2 separate regions of the Homo sapiens genome follow, and region 1 is linked to region 2. A link is a contact called in ENCODE Hi-C or POLR2A ChIA-PET data. All regions are on one chromosome and are shown on one strand. Each heading gives the region's core, a stretch centred on a gene start or an enhancer-like site at or near the end of the contact. The rest is flanking DNA. Distances are from core to core; before and after follow the strand shown. Region 1 overlaps PRDM16 (PR/SET domain 16). Region 2 overlaps PRDM16 (PR/SET domain 16).

Region 1 (5,928 bases), core at 3,250-5,749, 87 kb after region 2:
GTGGGGCGCATGCACACACACATATGTTTCCACATGCTCATGTGTGCACACGTGTGCACACTCAGACACGCACGCTTGCAGAATACACACACGCCTGCCCAGACACGGACACTTACGCACACAGACACACATGCACCTGCCTGTGTATTTGTGTGTACGCACACACGCATGTATGCACAGTACACACATATACACCCATGCCCACGCACATGCACCCAGACAGACTGCTTCCAGCCCCAGCCTCGCCCCTCCAGCGGCTGGCTTTCCCAGTAATTTCATGTGGCGTTTTCAGCAGGGTTTCCCGGTCATTTCATGCGGGTTTGTCTTGGCTTCTGCTGATGTTTTAGGTGAGGTCTGCCACAAGTCCTACACGCAGTTCTCCAACCTGTGCCGGCACAAGCGGATGCACGCCGACTGCCGCACGCAGATCAAGTGCAAGGACTGTGGCCAGATGTTCAGCACTACCTCCTCCCTCAACAAGCACCGGCGCTTCTGCGAGGGCAAGAACCATTACACGCCGGGCGGCATCTTTGCCCCGGGCCTGCCCTTGACCCCCAGCCCCATGATGGACAAGGCAAAACCCTCCCCCAGCCTCAATCACGCCAGCCTGGGCTTCAACGAGTACTTTCCCTCCAGGCCGCACCCGGGGAGCCTGCCCTTCTCCACGGCGCCTCCCACGTTCCCCGCACTCACCCCCGGCTTCCCGGGCATCTTCCCTCCATCCTTGTACCCCCGGCCGCCTCTGCTACCTCCCACATCGCTGCTCAAGAGCCCCCTGAACCACACCCAGGACGCCAAGCTCCCCAGTCCCCTGGGGAACCCAGCCCTGCCCCTGGTCTCCGCCGTCAGCAACAGCAGCCAGGGCACGACGGCAGCTGCGGGGCCCGAGGAGAAGTTCGAGAGCCGCCTGGAGGACTCCTGTGTGGAGAAGCTGAAGACCAGGAGCAGCGACATGTCGGACGGCAGTGACTTTGAGGACGTCAACACCACCACGGGGACCGACCTGGACACGACCACGGGGACGGGCTCGGACCTGGACAGCGACGTGGACAGCGACCCTGACAAGGACAAGGGCAAGGGCAAGTCCGCCGAGGGCCAGCCCAAGTTTGGGGGCGGCTTGGCGCCCCCGGGGGCCCCGAACAGCGTGGCCGAGGTGCCTGTCTTCTATTCCCAGCACTCATTCTTCCCGCCACCCGACGAGCAGCTGCTGACTGCAACGGGCGCCGCCGGGGACTCCATCAAGGCCATCGCATCCATTGCCGAGAAGTACTTTGGCCCCGGCTTCATGGGGATGCAGGAGAAGAAGCTGGGCTCGCTCCCCTACCACTCGGCGTTCCCCTTCCAGTTCCTGCCCAACTTCCCCCACTCCCTTTACCCCTTCACGGACCGAGCCCTCGCCCACAACTTGCTGGTCAAGGCCGAGCCAAAGTCACCCCGGGACGCCCTCAAGGTGGGCGGCCCCAGTGCCGAGTGCCCCTTTGATCTCACCACCAAGCCCAAAGACGTGAAGCCCATCCTGCCCATGCCCAAGGGCCCCTCGGCCCCCGCATCCGGCGAGGAGCAGCCGCTGGACCTGAGCATCGGCAGCCGGGCCCGTGCCAGCCAAAACGGCGGCGGGCGGGAGCCCCGCAAGAACCACGTCTATGGGGAACGCAAGCTGGGCGCCGGCGAGGGGCTGCCCCAGGTGTGCCCGGCGCGGATGCCCCAGCAGCCCCCGCTCCACTACGCCAAGCCCTCGCCCTTCTTCATGGACCCCATCTACAGGTATTCAGCACCCCAGCCTCACTGGCTCTCCCTGGGGCGGGGCCGCGGCGGTGCTGGGCGGGCTCAGTGCATGGTGGTGTCTCTTTCAAGCTCCTCCAAGGTCGTCCCCCGGCCTTTGCTGACTTCAGGAAGATGCCCCTGTTCTTGGGGGGGTCTGCACCCCTCAGGAGGGATGCCTGGCTTGGCTGCTCCTAAGCTAGGTGCCTGGCCCGGGCCGTGTTTGGGAGGCCAGGACGGGTGCTCCTGGACACGTGCAGTTTGCTTGCACCGATGACCACTCAGACATCACACTGCTGGCCTCGAGCGCCTCCTATCCCCAGTAACCCCACCCCCCACCCCAACCCACACCCTTCCCCACCCCTCTCTCCAGCTGTCGTCTCTGGTCTAGCTCTCCCCAGCCTCTACCTGCAGAAGTCAGAGGGGCCTGGGCTGAGTGCTTCCTGCCCCTCCTGGTGCGCTCCTGCCCCTGGAGCCACAGCGGCAGGGGGAATGGGGAGGGGGTGTCTTTCTGGGGGCCCCGGGGGAATCAGAGAAGGAGCCAGTGGTCCTTGGAGGGGAGGAGGAGGCGAGGGATGAAGCAAGCATTGGAGGGTTTTCTAGGCACCAGTGTCCTGTGTCTCTGATGCCTCTCTTGGGGAAAGGCGAGTTTAATGCCACTCCCTAATTTCTGGACAGGTTTGCCCCTCCCTAGAATGCAGGTGGGTTGGAAGAGCAGGGCTAGGCTTGGGGAGGGGGTCCTACCCCCACCAGCACCTGTCCCTGTGCTCCCCGCTTCGCCATGCAAGGAGACAGGCAGGAGACCCTGAGCAAGTCCTGTCCTAATAAAGCAAAAGCGGCCAGTCATAGACATGCTGGGGGTGCTGTGTCTTGCAACGGGGTGGCAGGTTTACCAAAGCGCTCTCAGTGATGGGAAAGAGGCTCCCAAATCTAACCCTCACTATGGGAACCCAGGCAGACAGAGAAGAGCAGGCTGCCTTCAAGAGCCACCAGGCCAAAGGAGGGTCAGTGGATAGCCCTGCCCACGGCCTCTGTTTACCACAGGAGGTTTGCATTGTGATTCAGTGAGCAGGCTTGTCACCGGCATCTGGGGAAGGTTCTGGAACTGTAATCTCCAGCAGCCCTGGAGGGTGTTTAGACAGGGCCCTGTCTGGGTGCTGCAGGAAGCCCCTGGTGACCTCCCCAGGACAGAAACCTGCTGGCCACTCACGTTCATCAGCACACACGGGCAGCACACCCCGTGCCAGGGGCCGGGTCAGAGAAGGAGCGGAGGAGGCCTTGAGCCTCTGGTGTGAGCCACGCTCTGCTGTGAGCAGGTCCAGGGACCCCCTTCAGAGTGGTCCCCACTCATGCAGGGCTGACCGGCCAGTTAGGCCGGGGTGCACGGGGCCTTCAGAGAAAACTCCAGCCGCCTGCACTTAGCACCCATGACCTGCAGGGGTGCTGGCAGCCAGGGGTCTTTGAAGGCCCTCGAGGGGACCTTGGAGGCATGGGAGGTGTGAGGGAACCACTGAGGGAGAGTGTTCAGGGGCAGGTGGTGACAGGGAGGGTCCGTCTAGGGGTGCAGGTGGGCTGGGCTCCCGACATCCCCAAGGCCCACAGAGGAGTCTGGTGAGCGTTGGGGCAGCCACGGCGAGGTCCACACCATGGCCTTGTGACTGGCCAGGTATATGGTCAGGCGGGGTGGGCGGCTCTGTGGAGCGGGTGGCTCGGCGGGGCGGGCGGCTCGGTGGGGTACGTAACCCTCTGTGCTGTTGTCCAGCAGGGTAGAAAAGCGGAAGGTCACAGACCCCGTGGGAGCCCTGAAGGAGAAGTACCTGCGGCCGTCCCCGCTGCTCTTCCACCCCCAGGTACGTCCTCAGTGCAGGTCAGGGCGCCCTGTAACCCACACGCCAGTGGCCCCATCTCCCGGCTGTCGAGGCTCAGTGGCCAGGCTGGAGCCTAAGTCCCCGTCCAGGCCATACCACGCACAGACGCCCTCAAAGGCAGAGGAGGATTCTCTCCCTGAGGCCCCTCAGGTCACTGTAGGCTGGAGAGGTTGAGGACTGAGAGTGACCCTCACAGGGCCACCCCAGGGACCTCTCTGACCCCTGGCTCTGGGCTCCAGGAGGGAGAAGGAGCTTCACTGGAGTCGTGGGCAGAGCCTGAAGGAGCGAGGGCAGGGATTGTGAGTGAGGGGAGCAGCCTCAGGTGGCAGCCCAGGACACAGCGTGGGCGCTCTCTCTGGGGTGCACAGGACCTGAGTATGTTCAAATGGACCGGAAGAGAGGAAGGGCCTGAGCATGCAGAGAGGGGCATGGAGCCAGGCCCCAGGGAGGTGGTGGGCAGGGGGTCTGGAAAGAGACCCAGAGAGCCCCCCAGTCCAGACAGGTGGGTGCAGACCCTGCCAGGCCTGGAGGTGCTCCTGCCTGCCCCTGAGGCCACATCCTGGGAGCAAAATAGCAGGTGGGCAGCATGGCCAGGGCAGAGTCTTCCCGACCTCCTGTCCCCTACTGACTTGGTCTCATTGCTGGGAGCCTGGCCCCTTCCGCAGCGCCATGGGCTGCACCTGGAGGGTCCTGAGGGTCGCACAGTGGGCCTGGCCCTGACAGACTGCAGACCAGACCGGGGCATTGTTCTCTTTCTCGGCCTTCCCCGCCGTGGACGGGCCCCCCACCTGGTTTGTGAAACCTGCGCCCAGGCTGAGTTCACAGCTAAACTTAGCGCCTCCCATTGTTTCCCCGGGGCCGTGGAGTTTGGTTAATAACTTCCCCTGATTTTCCTCGGGATGGGCTGGAAAGAGCCACGAGCCAGCCAGGCGCATCCTGCGTTTGTTTGTGCGGGGAGCGAGGCCGGGAATATCTGATCGGGCGGAGCAAGCCGGGCGGGAGAGGCCCACCCAGGCCCGAGGAAGGGAGCCCAGCGGGGGGCAGTTTCCATTGTCCCTCCTGCCCGCTGCCCCCACGGGCCTGCCACCCCCGCTGCCTGTCCCTGCAGCCCGGAGCCAGGAGGTGGGGGGCGGGAAGAGAGAGATGACTAATAAGTCACCAAATGGTCTAAGGTTGGGCTGTCACTTGGGCAGAAGGCGCCAGTTACTAAAGACCTCGACAAAGCCCAAGAGGCCATGCCTGTGGAAAGACCTCAGCCCTGCTGCTCCGGGCTGCGGAGGGGCTGGTGAGGCCCAGTTGATGGCTCAGGGAGCAAGGCAGCTTCCATCTGCCCATCGCTCATCACTCGTTCTCATCAGGATGAGAGCATGCCTGCCTCGCAGGGGCGGGAGAAGCCTGACCCCCACAGCCTGGGTGGGGCTGGAAGGGGCCAGAGGGGAGGCCTTGGCCACTGTGGACGGACACGAGTTTCTACTCGTTCGTTTCTTTCTGGGTATTTTTATCGTAACCAGTTCCCCAAATAGCAAAACGTCCCCACCACTGGCTCATGTGGTCTCTGGGAAGCATTTGTAGAAAGCCCTCTGCTCCCTACCAGCAGCAGCTGGATAAGTCCCTGGCAAGCAGGTCTCCGAAAAGCTGAGTGCCAGATGCCCGGCACTCGGACTCTGAGAGACCCCAGCCGCGTGATGGGATAGTTTTGTTTGCTAGTGGGCAGCCAGGGCTAGGGTCTTGCTGTAAATGGGCGGGTCACCTCTGTGGAGCTGGCTCTGAGCATTGCCCAGAGGCAGCGAGCCCTATATGAAGCCCCTTGATGACGCAGGTCCTCACCTGCCCTTCTCCTCACCCCCACACCCATTCCGTGGAGGCTGGGTGCCAAGGACCGGCACCCTGGCCAGTTCCTCCCAGTGACACCAGCACCTGGGGAACCCCAAGCTCTCCCTTCCCTCTGCATCTGTATCAGCTCCTGCCTCACCCTTGCCCTCCCTCCTCATCCCCTTCTCTGGGAGCTCCCAGGGGAGGCAGGCTATGAAAATACCTGTTTAGCAAAGGTGTCTGGAGGGCCCTGTGGGTCAGGCATTGGGCCCTGGGAGCACTGGCCCCACCTTCAGCAGGCTGGGTGTGTGGTGCCGAGGCCCGGGGTTTGTTCCCTGTTTTGCCTTTTGCTACCCCTCAGGGGATGATGAACACTCTTCCTTTTCAGCCCCTGTGCAGCCCCCTACAGGGCCTGGCACACAGCAGATATCACAGGGTGGCCCATCTCCTTCTCCACTGAGGTCAGCTCCAAATCTTCAAAGAGAAG
Region 2 (6,206 bases), core at 1,296-3,795:
CTCTTTGGCCATCTTTGATGATCCTTGGCCCTCCTTGGCCTTCCTTAGCGGTTCTCAGTGAGCCATGACCATTCTTGGCCATCCTTGGCCCTCTTGGCCCTCCTTGGCCCTCCTCGGCCCTCTTGGCCCTCCTTGGCCATCCTCGACGATCCTTGGTCCTCCTTGGCCATCCTCGACCATCCTTGGCCCCCCTTGGCCATCCTCGACCATCCTTGGCCCTCCTTGGCCATCCTCGGCCCTCTTGGCCCCCCTTGGCCATCCTCGACCATCCTTGGCCCCCCTTGGCCATCCTCGACCATCCTTGGCCCTCGTTGGCCATCCTCGACCATCCTTGGCCCTCGTTGGCCATCCTCGACCATCCTTGGCCCTCCTTGGCCATCCTCGACCATCCTTGGCCCTCCTTGGCCATTCTTGGCTTCTAGACACATCACCTCCATCCCCGCCTCTGTCTTCACATGAGCACTTCCCTGTGTGTCTTCTTATAAAGACACCCTACTTCCTTGTTCAGAGCCCATCCTGATTCCATGTGACCTTATGTCAATTAATTTGCATCTGCAAAGATGCTTTTTCCAGAAAAGATCACCTTTTAGGTTCTGTGAGGGCATGAATTTTAGGAGGAGCATGATTCAGCTTGCTGCAGGGGCCATGGTCAGCCCTAGGAAGGGCTTGTGTTTGAGGATGCCAGACTTGGTGGGAGCTGACCCTGGAATCCGACCTGGCCTGGAGGTCAACCAAGGGTGATGGCAGAGGTGACCCATCCCCTCCCCTTTGGCACCTCAGGATGACCGCCCGCACCCAGCCCTATGCCCATTTTCATGAGTGCACCACCTCCCTGAGGGCTGATTAGAGGAGCGGGGAACAGGGCCTCCATCTGGAGGAAGGAGGTCTCGAAGCAGTGGCCACCACAGGCAGTGGCTTTCAGGCCTCTGGCAGTCGTCTCTCTGGAGCGTTCTGGCTCCCAAGCCCCCCACCAGCCGCCGCGTGGCCTGACAGCAGGGGGAGGCCGCTTTGTCTCAGGGTCAGGAACAGAGAAGGTGGGCTCCTGCCCCCACTGGGCCATGCTCAGCCTCACTAGGCACAATGTCTCCTCTGTCTCTGAGGGAAAATCCCTCTACAGGAATCAGCTTTCAGGCCCCGCCTGGCTGTGAGGGCCCCCAGACGCCTGCCCTGGGAGGAGCCCACGCACAGGGCCTGGAGCGGGGCTGGGTGGACCTCAGACCCTGAACACCTCTGGGAGCTCCTCGGTCAGCCCAGCCTGCAGGCAAGGCGAGGAGGCCCCAGGCTCTTCAAAACTAACATTGGGAAGTGGAAACACTTTTTGTGTCTGAGACTGCATCTTTTTTTATTCTGAATTGTCACTTGGCAGGGCACCCCCTCAAGACCTTCTCTGGTGGCCTTTTAAGACTCTGGAGACAAAATAGCCCAAATCCAGGTGTGGCCGCCCCATGCAGAACTCTGCCTGTGAGGTCTTTGCTGGAGGAGGCGGCACCACAGGCCGGCTGGAGAGGCTGTTTCCAAGGAGAAGCCTGGAGCTCTGCAGCAGCCCTCGGGGGGTCCTGCCCCCTCTGCCTCCCTTAGATGTGGACACCCAGTCCCAACAGCCCCTCAGCCCCCGCCCTGCCCTCCCAGGCCCACCCAGAGGCGTTGTCTTTCAACGCTCATCCCACGGTCAGGACCAACAACGGCGGCGGCCCCGGGCAGGGATTCTGTTGCCCGGCAGAAAGTTATTTGACCCCAGCACTGATCTGGTTACTGATGCAGAGCGTATCAGCCGCTGCACATGGCTGCCGCCCATGACATCTGGGCCAGAAGCTGAGCCTTTTCTTGGAGGCGGAGGTTACAGTGGCAGGGATGGGCACAGTGGATGATGGCGTGCGGGTACTAGAGGGGATGCCAAGGCCCACTCAAAGCGCCACCACTGCACTTGGCCCCCACCCACCTGCAGGGGAGACCTCAAGAGATTCACAGTAACCCCACATGGGGGTCCCAGAGCCTCAGGAGGCCCCTCGCCTGCCCCCCAGCACTGGCTGATGCTGGCAGTGCCCTGGGAAGCCAAGGCCACTGTTACCCCCATTCCACAGATGGGGTTCAGCGGCCCAGAGTGTGTGACCTCACCCACAGCACAGAAATACAAGTTCACACAAGCAAACAAGTTGGAAAATGCTGGGTTTTCTCAGAGACCCCTTGGGAAAAGGAGCAGGAGTCTCTGGGGACCGGAATCCCCCACAGGAGGGAAGACCTGGGGGACTCGGGCTGGGGCCTCCAGGAAGCTGGATGTGCTAGGCGTTGGGGTCCCAGAGGCGAGGCCCCTGCCGGGCCAAGTGGGGAACTAGCCAGGCCTGCGAGAAGCTCCAAGATGCCCCCTGTCCCCAGGCACCACAGCCCTGTCCACACCCCCAGCTGTTGTGACTGAGGGACTTGTTCCCTGGTCAGGTTTCTTAATCTTGAAACTGCTGACATTTGTGGTCAGATAATTCTGTTGTGGGGAGCTGTTCTGTGCAGTGGGGGGTGCTCACAACATCTCTGCCTCTGCCCAGTAGACAACAGTGACAACCAGAGCTATCTCCTTGGTCGTGGGCCAGGGGCTTTGATGACAGGGCCCTGCCTGTGTCAGCCTTCCTGGGGGAGGTCTAGCAGCATGCGCGGAGCTTTCGTCACTCGCCTGGCAGCCGGGGCTCTTAGGAAAGCAGGTGGGAAGCAGGCGGAGACCCTGTGGGTTCAAAGGGCACGGGGCCCTGTGCTGCCAGCCGAGGGGTCCTGTCTGGGCTGCTGCAGTGGATGCGGCTCCCATCAGAGGGTACAGCTGTCTCCCCTAGAACAGAGGCCTGAACAGATGCTTTCGGGCCAGGAGTCTGTTTTATCAGACCCAGGAAGGAGACCCCCCAGGGCTCCAGAGACTTGGCTCGGGCATCAGTGCCTGGTGAGGACTCTGGCACATGGAGCAGCTCACGCAGCTCATACGCAGAATCTGCAGCCAGGTGGGGGCTTGGGTTTGGGCCATTGTCCGACCCTCTGCGCCTCCATTTCCTACGTAAAAGGTGAGACACAGAAGCCAATGCCCACGCCCTGGACCCCCCGTTCAGATTCAGTGAGACCGTGAAGCCCAGCATCCACAGGGGCCTGCCGGGGGAGGGCACCAATGCTGGCGGGTAGGGAACTCCCCAGCCCCTCCCAGGCCAGAGGAGAACAGGGGCCCAGCCAGACCCTTTCCCCCCAGGCGAGGAATGGGCGCCTTCTCCCTGGGCCCCTCCTAGGAAACTTGTGGCCCCTGGACCCCTCTTCCACTCACCACCTCTGCCCCCAAGGGCCTCCCAAACTGCCCAGGGAAGGCACCAACCACATCCTGTCCCAGCAGTTGTAGGTAGGAAGCAGCACTGACCAGCAGCCTTGGGCCAGGCACAGCTGCCCAGCGGGCATGGTGGTGTTCGTGGTGGCGTTCCAGATGGTGCTAGGGCAGGAGGCAGAAATGCTTGGAGTTGGGGGGCTGGGGGCCTTTCCTCCCACTTCTTCATCTGAGGGGTCAAGCATCCGGGTAGGACCCCTCCAACCCACCACCCCCCACCCCTTCCCGACTGTGTCTCGCTATCCAGTTTTGCAGGAATGGAATTAATGGGATCCCCGGACAGAGCCAGGAGGGAGAGGCCCAAGCTGTCTCCCAGGCTGTAGTGTCGGGGGCCGAGGGGTTTGCAGCAACACTTAGTAACTTAACAGGAGGACCGTGGGGCACACTCTCTAGAGGCGTCCTGACCTCATCATCATCACAGGAAAACCAGGCAGAGGAAGGGGCTATGGGCTCACAAGGAGCTGGCCCCACAGGTGCCAGAGCCCTCCAGCCCAGGGCGAGCCTTCACACCCCTCTCTTCCAGCTGCCTGGCCCAATGAGTTGAGTGTGATTCTGGCTGTGGGAAGAAAAACATTCACAGGAGAGTGGGCAGGGGCACCCCAGGCCGTGCGGCTTCTGGAGAGAGGGGCACGCCTGGGAGAGGCCCCCACTGCCACCCACTGGTTATGGTGGGCTGTGTTCTCCGGCCTCCCATGCAGTCCCTGCCTTACCCACAGGTGCCCATGGCTGAGCTTGTGTTGGGCTGAGCCGAGTCCCGCCAGCTGGGAAGAAGTGCACCCAGGAGGTGGGTCAGGGGAAAGGACAGTTGTCTCTGGAAGGAGGCTTGGAGATCACTGTCCCTTTAAGAATGCAGGTCCTCTGCCAGGGCTCTGATTGCGATCACAAGTGATGATGGCAGAGTCTGCCCAGAGAACAGCAGCAGAGCCCTCCGCCAAGAGGGGTTAAGGATGCCTTTGAGACTTCTGGTCACCCACTTCACCTTGGGCTTGTCAAATCAAATGGTGGAGTTTAACTCTCGCCTGGCCAGAGCCGAGCAGCAAAGCTAGAGGCGGGGAATGAGGCTGGGTGGGCCTCAGACCCAAACACTTCTGAGAGCTCAGCAGGGAGGCCCTGGCTGGCAGACAGAGCAGGAGGCCCCGGACTCTTCAGAAACTGAAATTGGAAATTGGAGATGCTTTTTGTGTCTAAGTCTTCATCCTTTAATTGTCACTTGGCAAGGCGTCCGCTCAAGGCCTTCTCTGGTGGCCTTGTAAGAATGCAGGGACAAAATAATGCCAATGACAGTGGCCCTGAACAGAGAGCAGAGGCCTCACATGGCGCCCATTCTCTTCTGCTCTTCTTCCCATCTGCCCCTCGCTCCCTAGGCATCCCCACCACATCCCCTCTCAGCTCAGCGGGGGCTGCCTGGCTGCTGCCTCAGCAGGGGCCACTTTTCTAATCCTGGGGTCTCAGACACACCCTTGTGCCTCCACCTCAAATCCCAAGGCAATATCTGCCCCACAGCCTCAGGACCCACTTGCCAGTCCAATGGCAGAACAAACAGCCCAGAGAGGTTGTTGGGGAGGGTGGGTTTTTGAGAAGCTCTTGCAGTCATCACGACAGAGCCTCCTAAGCGAGGGCGAGTCAGACCCCAGAAACCTTGGATCTCTGGCCGAGTGGAGGTGCCCCTGGTTCATACAGGCCCGAGCTGCCCTCAGGGCCCTCCTCCCTCTGCCTCCAGCCAGAGACTTTCTCACCTGCTGCTCTGGGGCAGAAATCGGAGCCACCTGGAGTGTGCCTGCCAGGGTCAGGGGGTGAGGAGATAAGGGCCTGGCTTTCAGCTCACAGGAAGTGGGCCTGAATGCGGAGAATAGCAGCAATTCCATCTGATAAGGCCCCGCTAAACCCCACATTGACAGGCCCCACCGCCCACCCGGGCTCCAGGGGCCAAGGGAGGGGCCGCCAGCCCACTCAGCCCTGCAAGCTGCTCCTGCCCTTCGGCCTGGGAGGGGGCCTTCCTCTGCCCTGGCCTCCATACCTCCAGCACTTGGGTGGGCTTTGATCACCTGTGGATTGCAGGGGGGAAGCTGCGCAACTTCTCCACTGCCCCTTCCCCCTGCCAGCCTGGGGGGGGCGCATACTGGGAGTCTGGAGAAAGGCAGCCCCCCCCCGGCACACTTGGAGGTGGGGGGCATTCCTAGCAACCCCCTTCATCCCCGAGTCCATTGATGAATGGACCCTCTCTGCAGAGAACACAGCCCACCAGGGAATCCCCCAGATCAGGACCCCAGGTACAGAGGGGTTCAAAGCACGTTTGTTGAATGAATGAATGAATGAATGAACAGATGAGCGAATAGCCCAGGCTCCACTTCCAGGCTGAGTAACTACTACAAAGGGACACACATGGGACGGGGGCTGCCAGGAGGGACTTCTCTGAGCCTCGTTCTTCAAGGAGCCAGATCCCGGAAAGGAAACACATTCGTCCAAATCCTCTAATTTGCTGCCCAGAGGAATCCTGGTGCCCAGGGCCGCTGACAGCCCCTTCTGTGGGAATGGGCAGAGAACAGCCTTCCTCCCCGTTGCCTGGCACCCGGACCCAGGGCTCCTGGGCTGCGTCCTGGGCTCACCGTGGCTCTGCTGTGGGTTAAGCAACCCCTTGTTAGTAGGCTCCCCGCTCGGGTGGAATGGCTGTGAGCTGTGGCCCGGCCCCGTCTGTGGCCAGATCTGCACACAGCCCCGGGGGGCCTCAGGGACTCCGGGCTCATGACACAGACATCTCCACCTCTCAGGATGAGGGAGGGTCACCTCTCTGCCCAGGCAGTGGCTCTATCATGCCCCTAAAACATAGACTCTGGCCCTGGGACTGGGTGTGCATTCCTGAACA

Evidence for each region. Hi-C counts contacts between places; a loop is a spot of excess contacts on that map. ChIA-PET counts read pairs that join two places held with the same protein, here RNA polymerase II (POLR2A). Pooled maps may share reads with other maps.
Region 1: a loop to region 2 is called in a map of heart left ventricle, with 3 times the contacts of the local background. The contact joins two enhancer-like sites. A Hi-C loop is called at or near these places in 6 of 168 maps with a recorded cell type or tissue (aorta, astrocyte of the cerebellum, endothelial cell of hepatic sinusoid and 1 more) and 7 of 50 pooled maps. POLR2A ChIA-PET finds 5 or more read pairs at or near these places in 2 of 52 experiments (AG04449 and AG04450).

Annotation. Positions count from the first base shown.
Region 1 is chr1:3,411,037-3,416,964 of GRCh38, forward strand. It overlaps PRDM16 (PR/SET domain 16), which reads left to right. Exons shown (of 17, transcript NM_022114.4): 9 at 348-1,764; 10 at 3,524-3,611. Among named protein-coding and RNA genes, the nearest start is that of ARHGEF16, 41 kb to the right of the region's middle. RefSeq lists enhancers at 4,080-4,776, 4,777-5,472. Within about 2 kb of position 4,500, at least 3 of the 41 ENCODE cell types and tissues checked have a DNase peak (open chromatin) inside an H3K27ac peak, as active enhancers do.
Region 2 is chr1:3,325,811-3,332,016 of GRCh38, forward strand. The region is part of intron 3 of PRDM16 (PR/SET domain 16); the gene reads left to right. Among named protein-coding and RNA genes, the nearest start is that of ARHGEF16, 130 kb to the right of the region's middle. RefSeq lists an enhancer at 4,505-5,182. Within about 2 kb of position 2,546, at least 3 of the 41 ENCODE cell types and tissues checked have a DNase peak (open chromatin) inside an H3K27ac peak, as active enhancers do.